Regions from separate parts of the Homo sapiens genome. Here region 2 is linked to region 1. Evidence: chromatin loops called from intact Hi-C (ENCODE). Cell type or tissue: endothelial cell of umbilical vein. All regions are shown on one strand.

Region 1 (8,000 bases):
ACACCAAACCATATCAATACCTAAGAGAGGAATTACTGGGACAAGGGGGAACTCTATGTTTAACTGCCCAACTGCCCAACTGTTTTCCGAAGTTGCCATACCACTTTACATTCCCATTGGCAGTGTATGAGAATTCAAATTTCTTCACATCTTCATCAAAACTTGTCTGTTTGATCAGAGCTATTTCAATGGGTGTGATATATCACATTGTGATTTTGATTTGCCTTGTTGGTGGCTAATAAACAGATTTTAACAAATATTTATTCCTAGACCCCACCACAGACCTACTGGATCAGAATCTCTGAGAGTTTGGAGATGGAGAAATCATTTTTACTAAATTCTTCAGGTAATTTTGATCATCAAGGAGGCATCAGAACGGCTTCTCATTCTAACAATAACCTCAAAGGAATTGTTTTAGCCTAAGGACAAGGGATCTCTGTGTTGAAGATCAGAATTCCTTACGTCTTGTGACTTGATAGGGTAGAGTAGAAAATGTATTTCTTTTAAGACACACAGATTAAGGATTGTATATATCCCAAATGAAAATAACTCTTAAAGCCATACTGACAATTTTCCTACGAGCAGTAGATTTTTCAGTAGTGTGTATCCTTAGCAGAAATTTGATTTAGGAGTCTTCTGAGCCTGATTGCATGACTTTCTAGTTTATTTATTCGAATGGCTAGTCTGTAGCAGCTGTGATTTGGGTGCTTACAGAATACAGGAGCAATCATTTGGGTAGCAGTTTAAAAAACACACAATACCCAAGAGACTGGGTGATTTAGTGGATGTGTTCAGGGAATTAGGAAGTGGGAATTCTTGTCCTGACTCTAATTTATCTTGACTATTAGGCAAGTCACTTTCTCTTTTGTCTGAGTTGCCTCACCTAGTAAGACAGAAATAAATTACAGAAAATAAAATACTGACTTGAATAATTGTTTGTGTCCTGATGTCTACTCTTGGGAGCTCCCACTAAAATATATACCACTTATTTAAGAGTTTTCTACTTGTCATTTTTACTTGGCTTTGCATTAAATGCTTCCTACATTTCTCATTTAATCTTCATACCACCTGCCCAGGTAAATATTATTATATACACACTTTATAGACAAGGAAATTAACACTCTTCACAGCTAAGAAACTTGCTGAAGCATATACAAATATTATGTGTAGGGCTGGAATTGGAATACAGTTTGTCTCCAGAGTTGGCTTTGATTCCCCAGTTTTCCTTATAGAAAACAAAACAAAGAACCCCAATAACCTAAATGTGTAAAGAAAAAATAATCTATATGATCCACCATCCGGAGAGGAGTGGAGTTCACTTATGGTTTCCTGCTGTCCAATCTCTTCTATGCCTACACAACTGAAGGACAAACTTCAGTGGTAAAGTACATCTAGCAATCAGAGGACAAGCTAAGGGAGTAGTAACTGAATGGAGAGAGTACACATTTTGGAGTCCCACTGGCCATGATTTGAAACCTGGCTTAGCTGTGTGATTTTGGGCAAATTCACTTCTTGAGCCCCATTTTCCTCATCAGTTTAATGCTGGTCACAATAGCTACTCACAGGCTTGTCTAATGATTATAAACAATGGCTAAAGCATACAAAACACATGATAAATATTCAGTAATTGGAAGATAATCATAGTGTTTATTGACTGGATATAATATAACATTGGCCAAGTCACATTGGTTGCTTAGGTCAAAAATCTAGCAGTTATTCTGGATTATTTTCTTTCCCTTATAAACTGTATTCAATTCATCATCAAAAATTGTTGACTGCATCTTCAGAATATGTCCCCAATCCCTCCACTTTCTCTCATCTCACCACTACCATCCTAGGGAAGCCTCTCTTACCTTTCACCTGGAATCCCAGCAAGTCAGCTCCAGGCCTTTGGTCTTACCTCCCTCCTGTCTTTTCTTCACGTTGCAAATAGAGAGCTCTTTTGAAAACATAAACTGGCTTATATCACTTCCTCAATTAAAGTCCTCCAAAGGTTTTCCATTGCACTAGAGGAAAATCCAACTTCTTGTCCAGCCAACAAGGACCCACATAATCTCCCACTGCCCTCCTTTCTGAATGCATCATTATCACTTTCCTCATCCTGAGCCGGCTTCCTTTTTGTTTCTGAAACACCAGTTGGGGTCCTCTCAAGCCAAGTGTCTCAAATTCTTCACATTCTCCTCTCAGCCATTTGATGGCAGGCTTCCTTTGTTCATTTCAAAGGTATCCTCTTCAACAATATCTTTTCTTATCTCTTATCTAAAATTTTACCTCCACCCTACTCTTCCTCTATCCATTAACATGTTTTAGTATTTTTCATACCACAGATAGCATTTTAAAATTTGTTTATATGTAGTTAGGGAAACAATTACTTGTTTAGTACTGATAACTGGAGAAAAGAAGAGTTTGAAGGGATAATTTTAAGAGTACAACAAAATTTAGAGGAAAGAGAATGCAGTGGTCTGAATTCTAAAGTACATAAGGAGCTGAATTCCTCAGGCTGGTTAGAATCCCAAGGGTAAGGGCAAGGAGAGAGGACAAGAAAAGCTAGTGGGGTGATTTATGCTGAAAACGAAGGCAGGAAGCAGCTTGATGGGGCTTGAGACAAGGACCTGATTTGAAGACAGGGGTGTGATGCCTAGAAAGGCAGGTGGAAGTAGATTGCAGAGAGTCTCAAATGCTTGTCAGAGGCATTTATGAGCATTCTAGTAGCAAAGGACCTTTATGTCCTTTAGTTTCAGAGCTGGCTTCTGTTTTTTTCATATCGAGCAGCTCACACACAATCCCATGGGAGAACCTGTTGATTTAGAACTGTTTAAATACCAGTGATTTGCATTGGAGACTTTTTATCCTTAGGTAAACGTGTGTGCTAACAGTCAGACAATAATCCAGCCAGTAAGAATGAAGCCAGGCTGGCCTTCTCTGAGTTGGAAAATAACGAAAACAGGCAGGGCGTGGTGGCTCACATGTAACCCCACATGGCCTCACAGGGCGTGGTGGGGTTACACTTGTAACTCCAGCACTTTGGGAGGCCAAGGTGGGTGGATCACCTGAAGTCAGGAGTTTAAGACCAGCCTGGCCAACATGGTGAAATCCCTTCCCTACCAAAAATACAAAAAAATTAGCGAGGCATGGTGGTGGGTGCCTGTAATCCCAGGTACTCAGGAGGCTGAGGCAGGAGAATTGCTTGAACCTGGAAGGTGGAGGTTGCAGTGAGCCAAGATCGCGCCATTGCACTCCAGCCTGGGTGACAAGAGTGAAACTCTGCCTCAAAAAAATGTAAAAAAAAAAAAAAAAAGAAAAGAAAGAAAATAACCAAAACAGCTGGAAGAAAGATCACATGCACCTGTCGTGTTTGCTTTGGGACAGGCAATCTCATTCTGCAGTTTAGAAAAAAGAAACTTTTCACTCATCTAAGGAGATTTGCACTTCACAAACACACTTCCATTAGTAAAGTGATTATCATAAAGAAGGCAGAGTTTTCTCTTTTCAACAACAGGCCTACAGTACTTTGCTATGGACTGCTCTGATTATTAGGGGATTTTTTGGGAACATTTATAACTTCTTCCTCAGCTGTCCTTGTTCCTTCGGGGGAAGTTTATCTTATCATATCACTTAAAGTCTTGAAGAATCAAAGTGTATGGAAATCAGTGTGCCATGGAGGAAGTTTTCCGAACTTCAAAGTACAGATGCCTTGGGCATGGAAGGAACAGCCTGCCACCCAAGTGGTCGTCAGCATGTCTTTTCCCACCCTGCTTCCACCCAGCAGGCAGATTCTAGGATGTTCAGGGTGTTCCGAGACCATTTGGAAGCTAAAACAAATGTCTTCGCAGAAGCATTTCTTCTCATTTGGACAAAGAATAAGGGAACAATGTGGGTTGTTGAACTTGTATGTTTGGAGATGGAAGGATATTGGAAGCAGTTGCCAAATCCTTCCTTTCCTCAAGCACCTGTCTACCATGGGCTAGATCAGCCTTTAATCCTGGCTTTGAACATCAAGTTTTGACAACTACCACCCATCCTGCTGGAAACTGGCATTGTGTTTTTAATTTTCATTCTTTTGAGTCTTTTGGTTATGCTTGGAAGCACTGTGAAATCCGAGCCAATATGTGTGGAGAGGAAGATAGGGCAATATTTTATATATTTATAAATACACAAACAATAAACATAATATATATAAAACACATACATACATATGTACACATATCTACATGTATATATACATATATGTGTATGTTTATATATGTATATACTTATAATCTATTAGGCATATTATTTATTATTTTTCTGTATTATAAATATATATACATTATAGGTGTGTATACACATATAGACTGTGATGCGTGTGTGTGTGTGTGTGTATAAATAATTTTCCACAACCATTTGGACTCTCAGGAGTTTTCCTTCTTCTCATGTTTTTTCCATCAACTCTGCTAAGGTTGTTTAAATGGGAATTCTCTGACCCTTCCTTCTGACAGGATGAGGGGGACAGATGACTGAGCTCCAGCTATTCTCATGGTTGCAAGGCAGGAGACACCGCGACCTACAGGAAGCTTCCTCACTGGAGAAACATAACAAAGCACTGTCTGAGGCACTTCCGAAAGGGTGGGCTGGCTGCCCACAAGGCTGGGAATGGCAGCTTTGGCTTGGCTTGAGTTCATGGACATTTTCCTCTGGCTACCTAGGGAAGTTCTGCTTATAGTTCAACTTAGTAAGTGTACTACACCCTCTTCCCACAAACTCACGAGGAGGTGGGGGTAGGGATGCCACATTTTGTACCTAGTTCACTTTCGTGGGGTACTACTTTACACTTGAACATTGACTGTTTCAGTTCACAGTAGAAAGCTGAAGGGAGACAAAGTTAAACTCAAGAAAAGCATCTTCCTCTAGTAAAAGGTGCCAGGGAAGTTATTTACGGATGATGAGGAGGAGGCAGTGGAGATTACTAGCTAAATGCAGCATTTGGGTTATATGTGGATTATAAATTGCTGGATGTACAGATAGTTGAGAGTTGCCTGAACATCACAGACTCCAGTTGTAGATTTGTGACTTAAGGGTGACTGAAATAGGCAATGAGAATGACCCATGAAAGCCTTTCAAAAAGTCAACTTTTGCTAGTTCCATTAAGTAGAATTTTATTTTTCCTGCATAGCCGAGTATTTAGGACTTGGGTAATTCTCTCTGATAATGAATGTTTTCCCTACAGCTGGTTACATCCTTACAGCATGTGTTGGCTTGTGGTCCCTGGTGATGTAAGAGTGGGGGAAAGGCCATTAGCTGTGTAAGTTGAAGACCACAGATGTTCCCCGTTGTGCACTGGTTTTTCAGATGTAAATCTCGGTGTTCTGGGAGACCTGGTAGGAAGTTCTGGGAAATAATTCTGGGATAAAAGAAGTTTTAAACAATGCCCATTGCAAACACAAGGACACTGTAAATAAACCAAGTCTCCCATGTACTTCCCTTTCAGCCATAAATATATCTTTTCCTCTTCTGGATCTTACTGGGTTCTTCTTATAGGGCTTCTAGCCTACTGTGCCCTTGGCTGACTTAGTTTATCTCAACACTTCATCTAGTCTTTCCTCAATCACCTGGCCTTCCTATCACTCTTGTAGGATATATACTCCTTCCTGCAATTTTTGGAGGAACAGACATAAAGCCTTCTTTAGCTCCTCTTGGTACAAGAGTGGGCATGAAATGCAGCAGTCCACCAGGACCGTAATTCTCAAGGTCAGGGACGGGTTGTTCTCAATCCTTTCGTAGTTGATGAGAGTCTTTGAGATGACACTCAAGTTTGTCTTGTAGTATTCATGTTTGCTATATTATATTTCTGAGAACAAATAGAAGCCATTAGAAGGAAATCTCCCAACCTCCCCTAGGAAAAATAGCAATCTCTCTACCTCTGCACTCATGCTTTGCCCCTGGAGCACCTGCATCAGAATCACCTGGACTTGGTGTTGAAAAAGGCTAGACCTATTAATTCAGAAACCTAGAAGGTAGGTAATGTATGGGAATCTGAATGTTCATGAGCACACTTGCTGATTCTAATGTAGACTGAGATTGAAGAACTACTACCTCCACCTATCGATTATACTTTCTCTAATATATTTATCCCCTTCCATATTGGTTAAGATAAATGATCCTGGAGCTCTGACACTTACTAGCTGGGCAAGTTACTTAAACTCTGTGCTTCTATTTCCTTATCTATAAAATGAGGATAGTAAGAATACCCATTTTTCAAAGTTTTATAAGGAAGATTAAATGAATAAATATATGTAAAACATATACATATATTTGTATAAGGAATGTATGACCAACAAGATATATGTTGGCTCTTATTATTACCGAGTCCTTCCTCTCAACATTTAAACATATGTGAGATTCTGCTTTTTTTCTTTTTTAGGACTTTACTATTTTTTTAAATCCTCCAGAGACCTTTTATCTTTTTCTCTCTGTAGCCTCAGTAATAACCCTTTATCTTTTTATTATTTCCTCCAATATGTCCTGTTCCCTCTTCCCCACCACAGGGCTTTACTACACGATGAAATACGGCTCTCAACACCACCCTTTCCCTAGTTATTTTCTACTCATTCTCTATTGTCAACTCACTGGTCTCTTTTGTAGGGAACCTTCAGACTTAGCAAATGCCTCCCACTCTTCTGCTTTCAAATCCTGCATAGTATTTGTCAGATTTTTCATTTCACATTTATTTGTACAATCATTTGGTTATGCCTATTACCTCCACTACGCTGAAAGCTCTAAAAGGGCTGGGATCCTGCTAATTTTTGTCTGTAAATGTTTCCCCATTGCTGAGCATTGGGACTGGCACTTACTAGTTCCTTATAAGTCTTCGCCGCATTAATGAGTTGATAAGTGAATATGACTATTATAAATGAAAACCTTAAGCAGAAAACCAAGGCAGGACTGCTGGGAGTGCTTTAGCGTTGTTTAAAGAGTCCACCTGGCCAGGTGCGTTTACTCACGCCTGTAATCCCAGCGCTTTGGGAGGCTGAGGCGGGCGGATCATGAGGTCAGGGGATCGGGACCATCCTGGCCAACATGGTGAAACCCTGTCTCTACTAAAATACAAAAAATTAGCTGGGCATGGTGGCATGCACCTGTAGTCTCAGCTACTCAGGAGGCTGAAGCAGGGGATTTGCTTGAACCCAGGAGGCGGAGGTTGCAGTGAGCTGAGATCGTGCCACTGCACTCGAGCCTGGCCACAGAGCAAGACTCCATTTCAAAATAAATAAATAAATAAATAAAATAAAAATAAAAAATAAAGAGTCCACCTTTGGAGTGAGACAGACCTGAGAAACAGTGCTCACTCTGCCAAGTGTCAGCTGTGTGATTTTGGGCAAGATTCTCAACCTTCCAAGGAGTTCCCTTTCCTCTTCTTTTGTAAAAAAAGCCATACCAATGTAGGGAAGTACAATACCTACCATATAGAAGTGTTGTGGGGACGAAAGAGATAATGCATGCAAAGAGCTAGCACAATTCCTGGGCCATAGGAAATGCCCAGTGAATGTATATTATGATGCTGATGATAATGACCTTCTTCCTGTTCACAAAACTTCCCAGAACTTCTTAGTCTGTCAGTGACTAATTTTAACAGCACAATACCTAAGGGATCCATTACATACTTTTTCATTCTATCTTTACTCACAGCAAAGGCAGTGAGGTGCCTCAGATTTCATCTGCTGCATATACTCCTCAGAGTTGGCCTTACTCCCTTGCTTCCTCTCGTTGTCTGTCACTGCTCCATGCTGCTCAGCTTGCTTGGCATTTTTTTCTGTTGCCAGCCCCAAAGTATGCACCTCTGGGCATGTTCATCAATTGCCATGACCTTGTCCAGAGCTATTCTGCCATTCTCAATGCCATCCCTGCCATTTCCTTCCCTCAGCAAGGTTGAGATCTTTCTTTTCTTTACTGCCTTTGGCAGAATGGAAAAGGAAATTAAACCCAAATCCTCTTAGAGCAAGAAGATGAGGCACAGCTTTTCT
Region 2 (8,000 bases), 150 kb before region 1:
AGGTGGTGTGATTGACAGATGAGAAATGATGTAGACTGGGTGACCTGTGGCTCGGAGGAGATGCTCAATGAAGAAATTAAGAAGGAAATTGAAAAATGTCTTGAAATAAATGATAATAAGAACCCAACATACCAAAATCTATGGGATATAGCAAAAGCAATACTAAGGGGGAAGTTTATAGCTGTAAGTGCCTACATTGAAAAATAAGAAAAAATTCAAATAAACAACCCAATGATGCATCTTAAAGAACTAGAAAAGCAAGAGCAAACTGAATTCAAAATTAGTAGAAGAAAATAAATAATAAAGATCAGAGCAGAAATAAAGGAATTTGAAATGAAGAAAACAGTATAAAAGATCAATGAAACAAAAAGTTGTTTTTTGAAAAGTTAAACAAAATAGGCAAACATTTAGCCAGACTACCTAAGAAAAAAAGAGAAAGATCCAAATAAATAAAATCAGAGATGACAAAGGATACATTACAAACAATACCACAGGAATTCAAAGGATCATTAGTGGCTACTATGAGCAAGTGTTTGTCAATAAATTGGAAAATCTAGAAGAAAAGAACAAGTTCTTAGACACATACAACCTACCAAGATTGAATCGTGCAGAAATCTAAAACCTGAACAGACCAATAATGAGTAACAAGATCAAAGGTGTAATAAAAAGGCTTCCAGCAAAGAAAAGCTTGGGATCTGATGGCATCACTGCTGAATTCTACTGAACATTTAAAGATCTAATACCAATTCTACTCAAACTATTACAAAAAATAGAGGAGGAGGGAACACTTTCAAACTCATTCTCAATATTACCCTGATACCAAAACCAGACAAAGACAATCAAAAAAATAAGAAAACTATAGGCCAATATCCCTAACGAATATTTATGCAAAAATCCTCAACAAAATACTAGCAAGTTGAATTCAAAAACTCATTAAAAAGATCATTCAGGCCAGGCACAGTGGCTCACGCCTATAATCCCGGCACTTTGGGATGCCAAGGCGGGTGGATCACCTGAGGTCAGGAGTTTGAGACCAGCCTGTTCAAAATGGTAAACCCCATCTCTACAAAAAATTAGCTGGGTGTCGTGGAGCATGCCTGTAATCCCAGCTACTCAGGAGGCTGAGGCAGGAGAATTGTTTGAACCCGGGAGATGGAGGTTGCAGTGAACTGAGAATCGTGCCACTGCACTCCAGCCTGTACAATGGAGACTCCAAGAAATATATATATTTCATCATGACCAAATGGGATTTATCCTAGTAATGCAAACATGGTTCAATATACACAAATCAATCAATGTCATACAGCATATCAACAGAATAAAGGACAAAAACCATATGATCATTTCAATTGATGCTGAAAAAGCATTTGATAAAATTCAACATCCCTTTATGATTAAAAAAAAAAACCCTGAAAAAACTGGTATGGAAAAAACATACCTCAACATAATAAAAGCCATATACAACAGACCTGCAGCTAGTATCTACTGAATAGAGAAAAAACTGAAAGCCTTTCCTCTAAGATCTGAAACATGACAAGGCTTCCCACTGTCCACACTGTTATTCAACCTAGTACTGGAAGTCCTAGCTAGAGCAATCAGACAAGAGAAAGAAATAAAAGACATACAGATTGTAAAGAAAGAAGTCAAATTATCCTTGATTGCGGATGATATGATCTTACATTTGGAAAAACCTAAAGACTCCACTGAAAAACTATTAGAACTGATAAGCAAATTCAGTAAAGTTTCGGCATACAAAATTAACATACAAAAATCAGTAGCATTTCTATATGCCAACAATGAACAATCTGAAAAAGAAATCAAGAAAGTAATCCCATTTACAATAGCTACAAATAAAATTAAATACCTAGGAATTAACTTAACCAAAGAAGTGAAAGACTTTCCAGTTAAAACCATAAAATATGGATGCAAGAAATTGAAGCAGACACAGAAAAATGAAAGGATATTTATGTTAATGGATTGGAAAAATAAATATTGTTAAAATGTCCATACTACCCCAAGCAATCTACAGATTCAATGTAATCTCTTTCAAAATACCAATGAAGTTCTTGACAGAAATAGAAAAAAACAATCTTAAAATTTATGTGGAACCACAAAAGACCCAGAGTATCCAAAGCTATCTTAAGTAAAAAGAACAAAACTAGAGGAGGAATCACATTACCTGACTTTAAATTATGCTACAGAGCTATAGTAACCAAACAGTATGGTACCAACATAAAAAGAAATAGACACATAGACAACTGGAACAGGATAGAGAACCTAGAAATAAATCCACACATCTATAGTAAACTCATTTTCTGCAAAGATGCCAAGAACATACATTGGGGGATGGGATAGTCTCTTCAATAAATAGTGCTGGGAAAACTGTATGTACATATGCAGAAGAATGAAACTTGATCCTTTCTTGCCTTATACAAAAGTCAAATAGAAATGGATTAAAGACTTACAAAATCTATGATCTCAAACAATCTACTAAAAGAAACTACTGAAAGAAAACATTGGAGAAATTCTCCAGGACATTGGACTGGGCAAAGACTTCTTGAGTAATACCCCACAGGCACAGGCAACCAAAGCAAAAATGGACAAATGAGGTCACATCAAGTTAAAAAGTTTCTCCACAGCAAAGGAAACAATCAACAAAGTGAAGAGACAACCCACAGAATGGGAGAAAATATTTGCCAACTACCCATATGGCAAGGGATTAATAATCAGAATATATAAGGAGCTCAAACAACTTTATAGGAAAAAGTCTAGTAATCCAATTAAAAATGGGAAAAAGATCTGAACAGACATTTCTCGAAAGAAGACATATAAGTGGCAAACAGGTATATTAAAAGGTGCTCAATATCATTGATAATTGGAGAAATGCAAATCAAAACTACAATGAGATATCATCTCACTACAGTTAAAATTGCTTTTATTCAAAAGACAGGCAATAGCAAATGGTGGTGAGGGTGTGGAGAAAAGGGAACCCTCACACACTGTTGGCGGGAATGTAAATTAGTACAATCACTATGGAGAACAGTTTGGAAGTCCCTCAGAAAAGTAAAAATAGAACTACCATACGATCCAGCAATCCCATTTCTAAATATATACCTAAAAGAAAGGAAATTAGCATATTGAAGAGATATCTGCACTCCCATGTTTATTGTAGCCCTATTCATAATAGCCAAGATTTGGAAGCAACCTAAGTGTCTATCAACAGAATAATGGATGAAGAAAACGTGGTACGTATATGCAAGAGGGTACTATTCAGCCATAGAAAAATGAGACCTTGTCATTTGCAACAATATGGATAGAACTGGAGGTCATTATGTTAAGTGAAATAAGCCAGGCACAGAAAGACAAACATTGCATGTTCTCACTTACCTGTGGGAGCTAAAAATTAAAACAATTGAACTCATAGTGATAGAATATAGATGGATGGTTGTAAGAGGCTGGGAAGGGTAGTCAGGAGTTGGAGGGTGGAGGTGCAGGGGAGACCATTAATCAGTACAAAAAAATAGAAAGAATAAATAAGATGTGGTTTTTGCTAGCACAGTAGGGTGACTATATTAAAAAATAATTTAACTGTTCACTTAAAAATAGCTAAGAGTATAATTAAATTATATATTATAATTATATGATTGAATTATATATATTTGCTCTGATATGATTATTATGCATTGCATGCCTGTATCAAAATATCTCCTGTACCTCATAAATATATATACTTACTATGTAACCACAACAATAAAAAATTTAAAAATATTAAAAAGGTAGAGGATACAAAATAAACCTTAGAAAGTATGTGTTTCAGATGCAGTCAGACCAGGGACTTTAATTTTCAGTCAGTAGAGTAAAAACAATGGGTGACAGTTGAGCAGGTGTAGAGCTGCTGGCTTTTTTGGCAGGTTGTGGTTGCTGTAAACAAAAGAAGTTCATTCTTTTACCCCTCACTCCTCTCTCTAGGGCCTGGCAGTCATAGCAATGAAGGTGAGAGTGGGTGTGAGTAAGGGTGGAGGAGGCGGCAGGGTGGCTGAAGGAGTCTGGAGTGTGTGATGGGGGGTGGGGGGGCCAAGGAAAGACAAGGCTGATGAAGGGATGTTAAGGAGTGAAGGCAAACTGCTGAGAAGAGGTGGACCCTTGTAGATGACAGTGACGTAGAGGTATAGAGACCTCAAGGGCACTGTTAGAGTCTTCAGGTTCAGGGGATGAGGGAAAATGAGGTCAAGCCCATAAACTTTCTGCCAGGGATAGCAAAGATAAGTTCTGAAAATTCATGTGAAGGTTTTTATCATCAGTTGGGTTTTAGATGCTTAGTATCCTTCCTTGATTATTTTTCTTAGAAACTTAGCATTATTCTTTAAAGGGACAAAATGAGCCATATTCAAGAGAATTGGTCAAGATGAATTCTTAGGATTGTGTTAGGAAAGCTGGCTTAATCCCTGTGATTATTCTCTTTGATCTCTAGTCTAATAATAGTAATAACACCAACAGTGATAGCTAGGTGCCTGCTGCTTTACATATATTAGCATTAATTCTTATAACAATGCTATAAGGTGGGTATTATTTTAGAGATAAGAAATCTGAAGCCCCGGAGATTGAAACTATATCCACAACTGCATTGCCTGTCGGTGGTGGAGCCAGCATTCAGAGCCAGGTCTGTTTGACTTTAAGGTTTTCATCTCTTCACTTGTTGTTTTCCCCCAGCTACCATGGTAGGGAGTGAACAGGCTGGATCTATATAGGCACAGTTTAAAACTGTGTCAGAGTTAGCAAAATAATGTCTGTGGACTGCTTGGGGATTTTGGCCAACAGCCTAACAGTGTTTTTCTGTCTCTGGCTTGGCTGGCAAGTGGTTTAGGATTCTGACTGAAGGAAAGGAAGGTGACATTCGGTGCCTGCATCATACTGCTGGCTGGCCTTGACTTCAGAGGCCAGTGTTCCTGTGATTGTTCTCTTGGGTTTTAATTTATGCCCCTGCCAAAGCGCAGGCCCAGTGTCCAAGCCAGATAGAAAGATGCATGTTGGGTAATTGGAAGGGATCAGGCAGCTGTAGAGAAGGCTGCAATCCATGTAGAAGTGGACAGGGCTCTCTTTCTTTGGGTACTCTCACTGGGTGGACACTTGGTGCCCACTTCCTGTCAATGATATGATGTCCCCAATATAAGACTCTGGAGAGCTTAGGTGTTGCTAATTGGCATAACGTTAAAGAATTGGATTATATGGGATTTTTTTCTTGGCTTAAAGGATAATATTGGATTATAAAGTCATTCAAAAGATAGTTTTTGAGCACTCACTATATTCTAATCATTGTTCTAAGAGCTTGGGATATATCATTGATTAAAATAATAAAAAAATGATTGCTCTTGTCAAGTTAGTATTCTAACAGATAAATAAATGCTATTCTTCCAGGGATACGTCCTTAAAATCAATTTAGCTCATTTTCTGTGCGTTAAATAAGTGAAAAGTACTAGGCTTTAGAGATGACAGGAAGTTAGACAGCTCACAGTCCCATACTTAGAATAAAACAAAGACACACATGAGACTAGTATGAATACAAATATGACAAATTTTATAATAAAATATCAAGAAAGCAAAGGAGATTCAAAAGCAGAAGAAATCATATTTGATTATCAGAATTAGATCTCACAAAGGGAGTAGCATTTGAGTTGTTTCTAAAAGGATGGTAGAATTTTGACTGGTGGAGATTAATGGGAAAGTTGTATCAGTTGTAAAGATCATCAGAGTAAACACATGGGTGTGTTTGGGGAAGACTGAAAACGCCAGTTTGGGAGATGAAGGCTAGAAAAATAGCTTGGGTGATGTTGTAGAAGGCAGATAAATAACTGGGTCCTATTTTGTAGAAACAAGGAAGTCATTTGAGGTTTATGAATATGGAAAGGACATGATTAGAACACTTTTTTTTAGGGGAATAGTAATTGATCCATTGAACTATTATATACTAAATGCTTTAACTTTACATCGTCTTATATACTCCTGAAATGATCCACCATTTAATGGAGCAAATTGAAGCTTAGAGGGTTTGGGAAAATTGCTCAAGACCACACACCTAGAAAGAAATAAAACTAGAGTTTGAATATAAATCTATCAGATTATGGAATGTTATTTTCCCAGTAATAGTGTTTGCAATAGTCCAGGTGAGACGACATAAGAGCTTGAACTAGAGTGGAGGTAGTGAAAATAAAACAAAAAGTTGAATATTAAGGAGGATAAATGGGAGTGAAATATTAGAAATGAGTCTTAGATAACTTTGCTGTAGAATTTAAGAATGGACGAGAGGGAGGGATAAAAGAGAGGAAAGAGTCAATGATGATTGAGATTTCTGGCCAGTAGAACAGTGGCACCATTAATAGAAGCTGGAAAGTCAAGTGGAAGAACTGGTTTTGTGGAGGAAGAGGATGACTTTGGTTTTGAACATGTTTGTTTTGTGGTATTGGAGAAACATCCAGATATCCGGCTAGAAGATTACAATACAGGTCTGAGCTCATGGCCAAAGAATTGAGAGCAATCTATGTAGAAGTGATTGCTCAATTGGATAATATCATTGGGAGAAAAGCGTAACTGGATAAAAGTAAAGGGCCAAACCAAGATGAGGAACTGAGTTTCAGAGTAAGAAGAGTCAAGAAAGGATTCAATTCTTATTTTTGAAAATCTGACCACAGTAAGGGAAGTAAGGAAAGAGAAAAAATGAGTGTTTGATTAGCATCTGATATCCAAGAGTCTTTACAATGTGGATTCTTAAATGCTGCACAGAGACTGCCATGTTTCTTTATATGTTTGTTTGGGTGACTTTTCTGTCACTTGCATAAGTGACCTGGAATAGTTTCTTGACATCACATCACGGTAGTGTTGTTGTGTGTTGGTGCCTCAATCACTCCTGTCTGTGAGGTCTGGGTTTTTCCTGGATGTGCACTAATAATTCAAACATAGACATTCGTGTTTGGAAATGTTTGAGCAATATCCCCGAATACCCTGCTCTTAGTGGTTGCTTGACTACAGGGGAATGTCCATATGTGTGTTCCCATCTTTTCCCTTTATTCTTGGTAGGAGAACATAAGGATGACTGAAATCCTGAGTGGGAAGGCACATTGGAGTAAACCACAGTCAGGGCTTTGTACCCTGGAAGCTTGGATATACATCTCTCTTGGTAAAAACTGGCAACAGTGCAACCCACCTTTGAGAGCTTGTAGAGAAAGGCAAATTCAAGCAAGTGATTCATAGATTACAAGTATCCTGAGAAACAGGAAATGAGGGAACAAGGCTATACTCAATCTTTATAAATGGTAAGCAAATCCTCTCTTCCCACGTGAAAGAAATTGGCTGTGAAGAAGTATGGTGTCCCTTCTAAAACCTCAACATTCTTGAATTTATGAAGTGCTGGTTCATGATGTTTCATTGGACTGTTTTTATTTTTTCTTCCACAATTTCATGTCCTTTCCTCAATTCACTTGTTCATGGGTTTTGTTTTGTGCACTGGTCAATTATCAGAGCCCAGAGCAAGGGCACACAGTAGGCATTATACATATATTTATTGAGTCTGTCTGTCCATGTGTCTGCTTGTCTATTGCTTCTTTCATCCATTCATTCATTCATCAAATATTTATTATTTTTTATGTACCAGATTTTGTGCTAGTTCTTAGTGATAAAAAGGTGAATCTGAAGTCATCCCTTCCCTAATTAAGCTCATAACCTAGTGGCATGACAGTGACATAAACCGAGTTACAATTCCCCTGGATAAGCACAGTAATAGACCTAAGCACACTTGACACCAGCTCTGCAGTATGGAGGAAGGAGAGGAGGAGGGGTAGGCAGAGGTCAGAGGAGGCTTCCTGAAGAAGGAAACCTCCCTTCCTGTACTTTAGAGATCTCCCGGTGTTGATTATCTTTTTGCTTTCTCTTATCTTAAACCTCTTCCTCTTTACTGTGTCGTTCCCACCAACCTTTAAATTTGTTCAATTCTCCACTATCTTGAGAAA

What was found. Hi-C counts contacts between places; a loop is a spot of excess contacts. Peaks named below come from ENCODE experiments on the same cell type or tissue, not always from the same donor. Only the 100,000 strongest peaks of a DNase experiment are listed, where the experiment ranks them.
Region 2: it touches region 1 in a loop (1.8-fold over the local background); 2 of 110 quality-filtered maps call a loop at or near these places.

The regions. Positions count from the first base shown.
Region 1 is chr12:89,082,216-89,090,215 of GRCh38, reverse strand. No RefSeq gene overlaps it. Among named protein-coding and RNA genes, the nearest start is that of LINC02458, 67 kb to the right of the region's middle. In endothelial cell of umbilical vein, no CTCF peak of the experiment used is centred here; DNase peaks (open chromatin) are centred at 2,095, 4,635 and 5,105; H3K27ac peaks cover 1,518 bases.
Region 2 is chr12:89,235,708-89,243,707 of GRCh38, reverse strand. No RefSeq gene overlaps it. Among named protein-coding and RNA genes, the nearest start is that of DUSP6, 110 kb to the left of the region's middle. In endothelial cell of umbilical vein, no CTCF peak of the experiment used is centred here; DNase peaks (open chromatin) are centred at 4,897 and 7,247; H3K27ac peaks cover 1,710 bases.